Linked DNA regions of Homo sapiens: region 1 is linked to region 2. The links are chromatin contacts, found by Hi-C or POLR2A ChIA-PET in ENCODE. All regions are on one chromosome and are shown on one strand. The core of a region is the stretch at or near the end of the contact, and the rest is flanking DNA. Distances in the headings are between cores, read along the strand shown.

What was found. Hi-C counts contacts between places; a loop is a spot of excess contacts on that map. ChIA-PET counts read pairs that join two places held with the same protein, here RNA polymerase II (POLR2A). Pooled maps may share reads with other maps.
Region 1: a loop to region 2 is called in a pooled map, with 3 times the contacts of the local background. The contact joins two enhancer-like sites. A Hi-C loop is called at or near these places in 2 of 168 maps with a recorded cell type or tissue (endothelial cell of hepatic sinusoid and endothelial cell of umbilical vein) and 10 of 50 pooled maps. POLR2A ChIA-PET finds 5 or more read pairs at or near these places in 11 of 52 experiments (A549, AG04450, GM12878 and 8 more).

What each region holds. Positions count from the first base shown.
Region 1 is chr12:46,429,193-46,434,261 of GRCh38, reverse strand. The region is part of intron 2 of SLC38A4-AS1 (SLC38A4 antisense RNA 1); the gene reads right to left. It overlaps LOC124902923 (a long non-coding RNA gene), which reads left to right. Exons shown (of 2, transcript XR_007063284.1): 2 at 3,826-4,030. Among named protein-coding and RNA genes, the nearest start is that of SLC38A4-AS1, 48 kb to the right of the region's middle. RefSeq lists enhancers at 3,582-3,876, 3,415-3,916. Within about 2 kb of position 3,706, at least 11 of the 41 ENCODE cell types and tissues checked have a DNase peak (open chromatin) inside an H3K27ac peak, as active enhancers do; they include GM12878, where a contact is called at or near this core.
Region 2 is chr12:46,516,096-46,521,443 of GRCh38, reverse strand. The region is part of intron 3 of SLC38A4-AS1 (SLC38A4 antisense RNA 1); the gene reads right to left. Among named protein-coding and RNA genes, the nearest start is that of SLC38A4-AS1, 140 kb to the right of the region's middle. RefSeq lists enhancers at 3,851-4,030, 4,201-4,290, 4,481-4,530. Within about 2 kb of position 4,048, at least 4 of the 41 ENCODE cell types and tissues checked have a DNase peak (open chromatin) inside an H3K27ac peak, as active enhancers do; they include GM12878, where a contact is called at or near this core.

The sequences.
Region 1 (5,069 bases), core at 2,457-4,956, 87 kb after region 2:
CCCAACTTACCTTTTTCCCCCAAAATGGCTAGCAAGTTGTTCCAGCACTCTTTAAAAACAGTCCATTTTCTTGGCCACTTTATCACATGCTAAATCTTCACATATATTTGAGCCAATTTCTGAACTCAATATTTTGTTCTATTTTTCTGTGTCTCTTTGAAGTTACGACCACACTGTTTTAATTACTGTAGCTTTTAATATCGATAGCCACATGACTCACCTTCTCCAGGTCTTTACTCAAATACCACCTTGTCTGTGAGATCTTGCCTGAGCACCCTATTCACAGCTGCCACTTCCGTCTACTTCCATCCCCTGTCCAAACCCTGGAACTCTACAGCCCCTTCTTTGCTTTATTCTTCTCCTTAACATTTTGCACCATCTGACATCCTATCTATTTTACTTATTCATTTGCATATTGTTTATATCTCCAAATGAGATGATAAGTTCCATGACAACAGAGATTTTTGTCTATTTTTGTCTATTGGTGCCTAGAACAGTGGCTAGAACACCGCCAAGCACAGAGTAGATCCCCAAACATATTTATTGAATGAATCCATGTCTGGTGGAGAAAAACATTCTACATATAACCACTATCCTTCTTTCTGAGAATTCACCAACTCAATTCACATACCAGTTTTCCATGAAATATAGGATTAAAGATCCTATGAATTTCATATTAAGAATATTCTTAATAATTTTGTGATATTTTGTTACCACGAATTCATTTACACAACAAATGTTTATGGTGTCTACTATGTGTCAGACCCTGTTATAGGAGCTGGGGATGCAGCTGTGAAAAAAAAATGGTTTCTGTCCTCATGCAGTGTATGTTCTAGTGAGAATAAATTTCTTTTTCCTTTATATTTTATTATTGGTAATGTTTGGTATATAAGAAAGCTATTGAGTTTCATATATTTTAACTTTTAACTTGTCTTTTTACTAAATTTTTTATTGTTTCAAAAAGTATTACAATTGATTTTGTAGTTTTACTAAATAGACAATTGTATCACCTACTGAGAGTAATAATTTTGTCCTTTCCTTCCCAAAAGCACATACTTCTAGTTGATTTTCCCCTTTTATCCATTAGCACAATGAAGCATTTCATTATAATCTCTGTATTTACCCACACTTGCATTTCTGGAAATTAAATCCATTTTTAAGGTCTGAAAGAAAGTCAGAAAATTTTTTTTAATCTTTAGGCCGGTATAATATATCAGAAGTTTTAATTCAGGTGAATCAAAATATCTGATAGGATACAATTTACAACAGTTGCATGCAACTGATGCAAAAGTCATTCTCAGGAAATATTAATTTTTCTCTCATTCCTGGCAGTTTGTTGATATAAAATTGAAAAAAAAAAAGGAGAAGGATGAAGCTGATTTATGTTTAGGAGGCTAAGTAATTCATTGAATCTCCTACTGCTGAATCTAATTTAAAAATATATATAACCATATTTCTCCATTGAAAATTAGAAAACATTAAATCTACTTATTTATTTTATATTACTTTCTATTTGCCAATTATCTCTGCAAACATTGAAGTGCTAAATACTTCGATTGTATACGCAAGCGTACTGAAATAAGGCTGCATAAGTAAAGTTTTACACCACGTCTGCAAACTAAAATTTCCTGGGGTGTTACATTTTTCCTAATAAAATAAAACAGAGGTTAAGAAATATGATTCAGTGGCCATTTCTACAGCTGAAGTATATGAGACTGCAGCCCTAGGTGTCTTGCCCACGCTCATCTAGCAGACGGCAGAGCCTAGACTCAAACTCTGGTTTTCTGCTACACATCAAGTATTCCTTCTACAGTGCTCTTCCTTTCACTCAGCATTATCTACATAATTAGAAACACTTGAATTTCTTTCCCCATCTGCCTAGAAATTTTCCCCAATTATTACCTTTGCATATTATTTTGGTAGAAAATTATCTCTTATAAAACTCACATGTAGCTTTCAATTTTATGGCATTCTTTTCCTGCAAGTTCATATAATTAATACATGTTTGAAACCAGTAAATTCTTACAACAGGCCTATGTGTAGGGAAGCAGAAATGATGAGTCTTCTGTGATATAAATCAACATTCTAATAGTTAAAAAATAGGTGCACCCATTCATAAGTGTCACAAAGCACTCCACACTGAATAGGAAGGGATATCTGAGTGGCACTGATAACAGCCAAGCCTGAAGAGGAGGCACAACAGCCCATTACAAGCTATTGAAAAGTTCCATAAGAAAAAAAAAAAATGACATACAGCAGGAAATTCCTGACCAGTAGTGTAATTTCTTACATAAATGTGTTGGCAGATAAATGGATTTCTATGACTTTGCTTACGTCTGCTGCTTACTGCCCCTTTAGATATGTCACTTTGCAAATGTATTATAACTTCACTCTGACTCTATTTAATGGTATGATTCAATAAATTGTAGGTTCATCTTAATCTCCTCAAAATACTCTTGGCCTTTTGCCCAAAAGTGGGGGAAGGAATTAGTAACTAAAATAGCAAGAGAAGCTTGCTGTCAGTTAGTCTCCTGGAAAAGTACTATACTGAAGATTCAATATAGCAATACTGTAACTTACTAAGATGGTATATAAGGAATTAGACAGTGGAAAATTTAAGGTACAGATTAAGATTACAGCTACAGGACTATAAACATGGCACTAAAAAGTAAATGAGGCCAGGTGCCTCATTTAGCTGGGTGTGGTGGCATGTGCCTGTAGTGCCAGCTGCTTGGGAGGCTGAAGTGGGAGCATCACTTACGCTCAGGAGGTCAAGGCTGTTGTGAGCCGAGATCACACCACTGCACTCCAGCCTCAGCAACAGAGTAAGACCCTGTCTCAAAAAAAAAAAAAAAAAAAAAAAAGGGCCGGGCGCAGTGGCTCACGCCTGTAATCCCAGCACTTTGGGAGGCCAAGGCAGGCGGATTACCTGAGGTCAGGAGTTCAAGACCAGCCTGGCCAACATGGAAAACCCCATCTCTACCAAAAATACAAAAATTAGCTGGGCGTGGTGGTGGGCGCCTGTAATCCCAGCTACTCAGGAGACTGAGGCAGGAAAATCACTTGAACCTGGGACGTGGAGGTTGCAGTGAGCTGAGATTGTGCCATTGCCCTCCAGCCTGGGCAACAGAGCAAGGCCCCATCTAAAAAAAAAAAAAAAAAAAAGGACTAAATATGTACCGAACTCCATGTATATGAAAATACTGACCTAGATGTCTTCTTTATATAATTTCATGTTATTTTTATAACAATACTGTAAAATAAGCATTATGCCCTCCTTAGAGCTCAGAAAACCGAGTTTCTATGAGATTATATTACACAATTGATGCCCTCCCATTTCCTAGGTAGACCCAGATGTAGTAATACATGGATCTTCCACTTTCAGCCTGTGTAATCCTGAACAAGTCACTGAAAATCTGGGAGCCTCATTTTCCTCACCTGAAAAATGAGTAATGAGACCTACCTTACTACTTCCAAAAGTTATCACAAATACACTTAATAAACTACAAAACAAAACACAAGTGGTGGTTACTCTTATTAATACAAACAACTAGTTAATAAGAGAAAGTGATAGAGACTGATTTCTAAACTGTTTCCTGACACTTTGTTTTCAAATGCTTGATGATGCAATACTGAGCTGTGTTTTCCCAGCAAGGTCTTTGGGGTTGTCAATGAATCATTTCCTTCACATTCACATGAAAGATATGCCTGGGTAGATCAGGTTCCCACCCTGTTTTATCTTAACAACCCATACATTGCAGGTAAGCAAACAATTAGTATTGTTCAGAATTTCACTTACAGAAATCTAACATTCCCTCTCTGCAGATATTTTTCAGCACAAAGAACGGGGACTTTTGGGTCATTGACCTACTGACACTGCATTTACAATGACAAGTTCTATGTCTGCAACGTAAAAGGCAAGAAGACTAAATCTGTTTTCCATTTTTCTTGTGAACTAAACTGGGTTTTCAAAGAATACCTTATGTGGATCTACAACATAAAAGACAGCAAAATAAATATTTTATTAGAATATTTTATCAGTTCAACTTTGTAACATATATTATAAGATTAATCAATGGTAACAATAAGTTTTAAGGAACATAAATTTGAAATTGAAGATTATTCATGACAGTAATAACAAATCTAAAAATAACCTCAGTATCCAATTTATTTTATCTTGCTGTTTGGTTTTTACTAAACTAAGTCTGATTCATAAGCAATTGCATATGAGAACAGTTTTTTAATATTTTGCCACATTTATTCCATTTATTCATCAAACCATCCATTCATCCTTCTATTTTTCATTTGTTTACTGAACCATTTCAAAGTAAATTATAGATAATAGCATGCCTCCCTCGTAAACCTCTTGGCATGCATCTTTTAAAAATTAGGGAGTTTTCTTAACATAGCCACAATACCATTATCACTCCTAAAAATTTAGGGATTCCTATAATAATAATTCTAATATCTAGTCCTTATTCAGAATCCCAATTGTCCCTCAAACTTGTTCTCCCAACAGGATCCAATACGGAATTACACATTGTTTTCATGTTTACATCTCTCAAGTTTAGTTTATCTTAATATAGCTCCCCCTGTGCCCCATCACCTGCTCTTTTTCCCATCCCACTGACCTGAAGAGACCAGAGTAGTGCCCCACATTCTGGAATTTTTTTGAGGGTTATGCCCAATTCTTTCATTTATTTATTTGCTTTTAATTTTAAATTCAAGAGGTATATGTGCAGGTTTATTACATGGGTATAATACCTGATGCTAAAGTTTGAGCTTCTAATGATCCCATAAACCAAGTAGTGAACATAGTACCCTTGCTCCCTCTGTCTCTCCCTCCTTTTGGAATCCCCAGTGTCTATTTTTCCCATCTTTGTGTCCAAGTGTACCCAATGTTTAGCTCCCACTTAAAAGTAAGAACATGTGGTATTTGGTTTTGTTTCTGCATTAATTTACTTAGGATAATGGCCTCCAGATGCATCTACGTTACTGCAAAGGGCATGAATACATTCTTCTCTGTGGCTGCATTGTGAACCTGGTGGATATTCACCACATTTTTTTAG
Region 2 (5,348 bases), core at 2,799-5,298:
CCATCTGTCAGGGCTGTGGGGAACAGACAACCTCCAGCTGTTAGCCTCTTCAGCTTGCAAGCCAAGGTCACACTCTTCTCAAGGTCACACTCTTGCCCAGACAGTAACTGAGCAAGGCAGTAGTACAGGACCTGGCCATTTACACCCAATGAGTGCTCCTCTAACAGGCTCTCTGCTACAGGACTCTTCACTGGACTGGCAGGAACTTTATCAGATCTGCATGCCATTTGATGGCTCCTGTGCCCAATCCTGCTCTTTTTCTTTCACCGCAATCACTTCTCAATAAACCTATTGCAGTCCTAACTATGTCTCAGAGTCTGCCTTCTGGAGATCCTGACCTGCAACAGGGTCAAAATATTAGCCAAAGTCAAGAAGGGGTTGGGACCAGGATTCTGCCATTATTAGAGGTGAAGAGGGTTTGGGAGAGGTATTAAAGTTCACCAGGGGAATTGTGACAATTAATGAGCTTTGAGCCCCACTGCCTTAAATGATACCTGCACGTGGAAGGCCAGGGAAGATCAGGAACCAGTGAAAGAGAGTTCTGATAAGACCACTCCAGTGTAAGTTAGGGAGGAAGGGCACTCGAGGAAGGAAGACGTGGTTCTCCACCATTCCTCTCCTGAGAAAGAGAGCTTTATAGTCATATTGTGGGCGAAATTCATATCTTGCACTAAGAAAAGTTCAATTGGAGTCCTAGCTCTCTCACTGATAATCCGTGTGACATTGGACAGGCCACTTTACTTCCCTGGATGTCCTTCTTTCACTAGGTCTGATGCTGATTCTCCTGCCCCCCTCACAGGGCAGTGATGTGGAACCAAGTGAGACAGTGCACAGAAAAGCATTTTATTGGCTGAACAGCCCTGTGATAACTACGAGAGGGTAAGGTCTTGTTACCATGGTACATATGAAGGGCTAGGAGGAAGAATATAAGATGGTGGCCAAGGGGTACCACCACCACCTCCTTCAGACACCAAGGGAGGGTGTGCAGAGCTCATCCCTTCTGAGGATGTCCACTCTCCCACTCCTCAGCATTGGACCCGAAGTCTAAGGACTTACGCTGTAGATACATTTAGCAAATCTCTTCCTTTTCAAATGTGTATCATTTATTCATTTTATTATTTTCTTCCTGACATATTTATAATTTAATCTGGTAATGTTAGGACAAAATATACACTCAACAAATATTTGGGCTGAACTGAGTTGATCCCTTAGTTTATTCTAGAGGTCTTTAAATGTTTTGTGATGCTTTCACAAGCTGCTTTTTAATATGGTAACGGACTGTTCTTTATATTAGAGTGAATGTCACTAGGTGTTAAAGAACATATTAGCTACCACATTCAACAGGAGAGAATAGCTTAGGACTGCAGGAAAATAAATATTCATAGCCTTTAGCTTGTATTTCATGAATTTTTTAGAGACAAAATTACCTGTGACGTTGTTAGTTCCTATGATGTATAAATTGCATTCTGGACATAGGGGTGGGGAGACAGATAATGCCTTTTATTTTGTTTTTGTTTTGTTTTTCTTTTTTGTGTTCAGTGTCTCTTTCCCAATTTCTTCTGATAATAACACTCCCACTTTGGGCAGAGACTACACTCCCTATCCCCAGTTAGTTCTAGTGGAATTGCCAATCACAGTAACTATGGTTGGCCAGGATGGGCCCACAACCAGGATGGGCTCCATCATGGCACTCATCCCCCTGGTCTACGTGACTGACCCAATAAAGTAGACACAACTCAAGCCAGCTAATTGAGTTAACTTATAGATGGACATTTAAAAAGTGGCATTCTTTTCATGCTCTGTAGGATGAAGGGTGGGCTGGTGTAAACTTACAGCTACCTGGGGTCAAACTCCTCCTTTTCCTCACCACACAAAAGTCTGTGTGCACTGGGAGCAAATGAGGTCAAATTCCAAAAGCAGAAAAGAGGCAACAAAGGAGAAAGACAGGGTGATGGGGGAGGAGAAGAAAGAAAAAGAGGCAGGTTTAGAGAGAGGGAAAGAAGGAGAAGGAAAGAGACAGGGGTTATAGAAAGAGAGGCAGAGAGATGGTTATAGAGAAGAAAGAAGAGAAAGGGTGTAATACAGAAGAGGAGTGAGGGAGAAGAGGAAAGAGGACAGAGGGAGTTCAAAAGAGAGAGAAGAGGAGAGGAAAGAAAAGAAGAAAAGAGGAAAGAAGAGAAAGAAAAGAAAAGATGACTGAGAACAGTGTATAAATATACTACAGAATTGACAAAGTGAAATGTTTCAGTATTATCATGTTGACTTACTTGCTAAACCCCAAAAGAACACTGAGAAAGTACATTTTGTGATTGAGAAAATAACATACTTTTCTAGACTGGAGGGTACAAATAATCACATAGCAATTTTAGGATCATTAACTTGAAAACTTTTGAAACACTACACAAAATGAGCGACATTACTATTTTTCCACATGTGATTAAGTAATTAGGATTCTTCAGTCAGAAACTATGTCCCTGTATTGCTGTAAGTGCCTTCAGCATAGCAAGTAAACAATGTTGTGAAATTAACGTGGAATGGATGGACAGAATAAACACAGTGAAATTTGGAGGTTCTCGAATCACATCCCCAAGGCTGCAGCTAAGGCATTACAACAAAGTGAGAGAACACATCTGTCTTTGGCTTTCTCAGCCTCCTCTTTCTGGACACTTTTGTCCCTTTTTGGTACCCCATCCCCCAATATTTTTCCCACCTCTCATATAATAAAACCTGCCTTCAAAAGACAAATTGACACTCCTGATAGTGTTGTAAAGGGCCAGTAGAACTTAATGGTCCATTCTTCATAGGGTCCTTCTAAGGGTCATTTTAAAAGGAGAACAAAGAAGCAAAGTTTTCAAGTCACAAAAATAAATATTTAATTCTGGAATTTCTGGCCTAAGTTAGCAAATGCTGGGAGCATTTGGGAGGATGGCACAGGAAGGAATGGGCCTCCTGGGACTCCCCTGGTCACATGGGTGGCTATCTACATGCTAGTCCTGGGTGCCAGTAACACAAAGTCAGGGTTCAGGCTAAGAATTTCTAAAATTCTGACCACTGGGCCCTCAAAGGAAGCCAATCTGCTTACATCTGATTTCAGTTGCTTATGTTTTGCATTTTTCTTGTAGAAAAATAAAGAGTTATTTTGGTCACATTATGCCACTGAAATCACAGAATGTTTTCCAATGCTTTTAATGACCACCCTGAAAAGAACAAATTTATCACTGTCTCACAACTTCAGAGAGTTTTTCAGAAACTATAAACAAAATATTTCATAATAAACTCTCTCTCTCTCTCACACACACACACACACACACACACACACACACACCCCACAAAGGAAGGAGTAACTAAAAATGCTCCATTCATCAATGATCAATTTTGGTCTTACTATAGAATTCTTTTAGTGTGCATTTTCCTTGATTTACTGGTGAGTAAAAGCATGCCTTCCTTTAAGGATTTCCATGTATTTTCTGCTTTTAGGCTAGTGATGGTATAAAATGTTTATCTTGGTTGCCAACTCCTGTGGATTGTTAGTGGCTGACTAAAGCCCTACGTTGACAAAGTTGCTGAAGCCATGTCCAGGTACAATGAGAAAAAAAGTACTATAATTGATTCTCATGTTTGCCATGCATGCAGAGGGAAAAATAATCACATGCCATCAACTGTTTTTGCCACTTGTCATACACTGCCCCCTCTACTGGTCCCCCTTGAAGTAATCCCTCTTCCAAACTAGTTCATACTTTAACCTTAGAGTAGAGAATAAAACCAGGTCTAATCTAATTAATATTTCACATTTTCTTGATCATAATGATAGTTTTATGGATACTCAAATAATCCAGTTAGAGGCAGTAAGACTTTAGTGGGGGATGCCACACCAAAGACTCTCAAATTTTGTCTGCAGCATTTCAGCTTGGGAGGCTTTTATGGTTTCTAGTAACTATATTGCAACCAGGAGAGAAAGATCACCTGAAAATGAAACCAACCCAGAGGTAGTGGAAACAAAACTGATGAGAGGAACTCTCCAAGGCATGTCATTAAGCCCTATTGAAAACTAGGCTTAAGCTACATAGAAATGTAGTGGGGGTGGAGTGGCCAAGATGGCCAACTAGAAGCAGCTAGCATGTGTGGCTCTCACGGAGAGGAATAGAGGGGCGAGTAAAAACAATACCTTCAACTGAAACATGCAAGTACTCGCATTAGGATTAACCAAGGAAACAACCTGACACACAGAAAACAAAGAAAAGCAGGACACTGAACAACGGCCCACTGGGGAACAGCACAGAGCCAGGGGATCCTCCCCAGTCCTAGAAAGCAGTGAGTGAATGAGTGACCCTGGGATCGCTTCTCCAACAGATCTTTGCAACCCTTGGCTCAGGAGATCTCCCTGTGAACCCACACCACCAGGGCCTTCAGTCTTCAGTCTGACAGAGCCATCTGGATTCTCACCAGAACAGCCACTCAGGCATGTGTGGAGAACGTGGAGGTTTAGGTGCTTGGGCTTTCTGGCAAAAGTAGCTGCAGCTCTGGCAAAATCGGAGGTTAGATTCCTGTACCTACCCTTAGGAAAGAGGCTGAATCCAGGGGGCTGAGCAGGAACAGTCCACAGGCCCCACATCCTCACCACCTCACAAGCTAAGACCCACTGGCTTGAAATTCCAGCCGGCTACCAGCAGCAGCATTGCACCTCCCTAAGAAGGAGCTTCTTGGGGAGGAGTGGGCTGCCATCTTTGCTGTTTGAGTGCCTTAGTCGTTCCAGCCTTCAGGTTTTGGAAAGTCTGAGCCAATCCAGGGCAGAAGAGATCCCCTAGCACAGCACAGCTGCTCTACCAAAACATGGCCAGTCTGCTGCTTTAAGCAGGTGCCCGATCCTGTTCCTCCTCACGAGTGGGGCCTCCCAATCAGGACCTCCAGCCACTCCCACCTGAGCTCTCCAGCCAAAAGAACTGTGAATTCCCCCTGGGAGGGTGCTCCCAGAGGGAGGGGCAGGCTGTTATCTTTGCTGTTTGGGCAACTTAACTGTTCCAGCCTTTGGGCTTCAGAGTACCTGAGGTGACCAAGGGCTGAAGTGAACCCTCAGCACAATGCAGCTATTCTATCAAAACAAGGCCAGACTGCTTTTTTAAGTGGGTCCCAATCCTGTTCCTCCTCACAAGGTGAGACCTCTCAACCAGGGTCCCCAGCCACTTCCTACAAGTGTCTTTGGGCTGACAACAGGTTCGTACCTCCCTGGGATAAAGCTTCCAGGGGAAGGGACAGGCTACCATCTTTGCTGTTTCACAGGCTTCATTGGTGACACCTCTAGGTTTTGCGAAATCCAAGGTGACTAGGAACTGGAGCAGGCCTGAAGCATA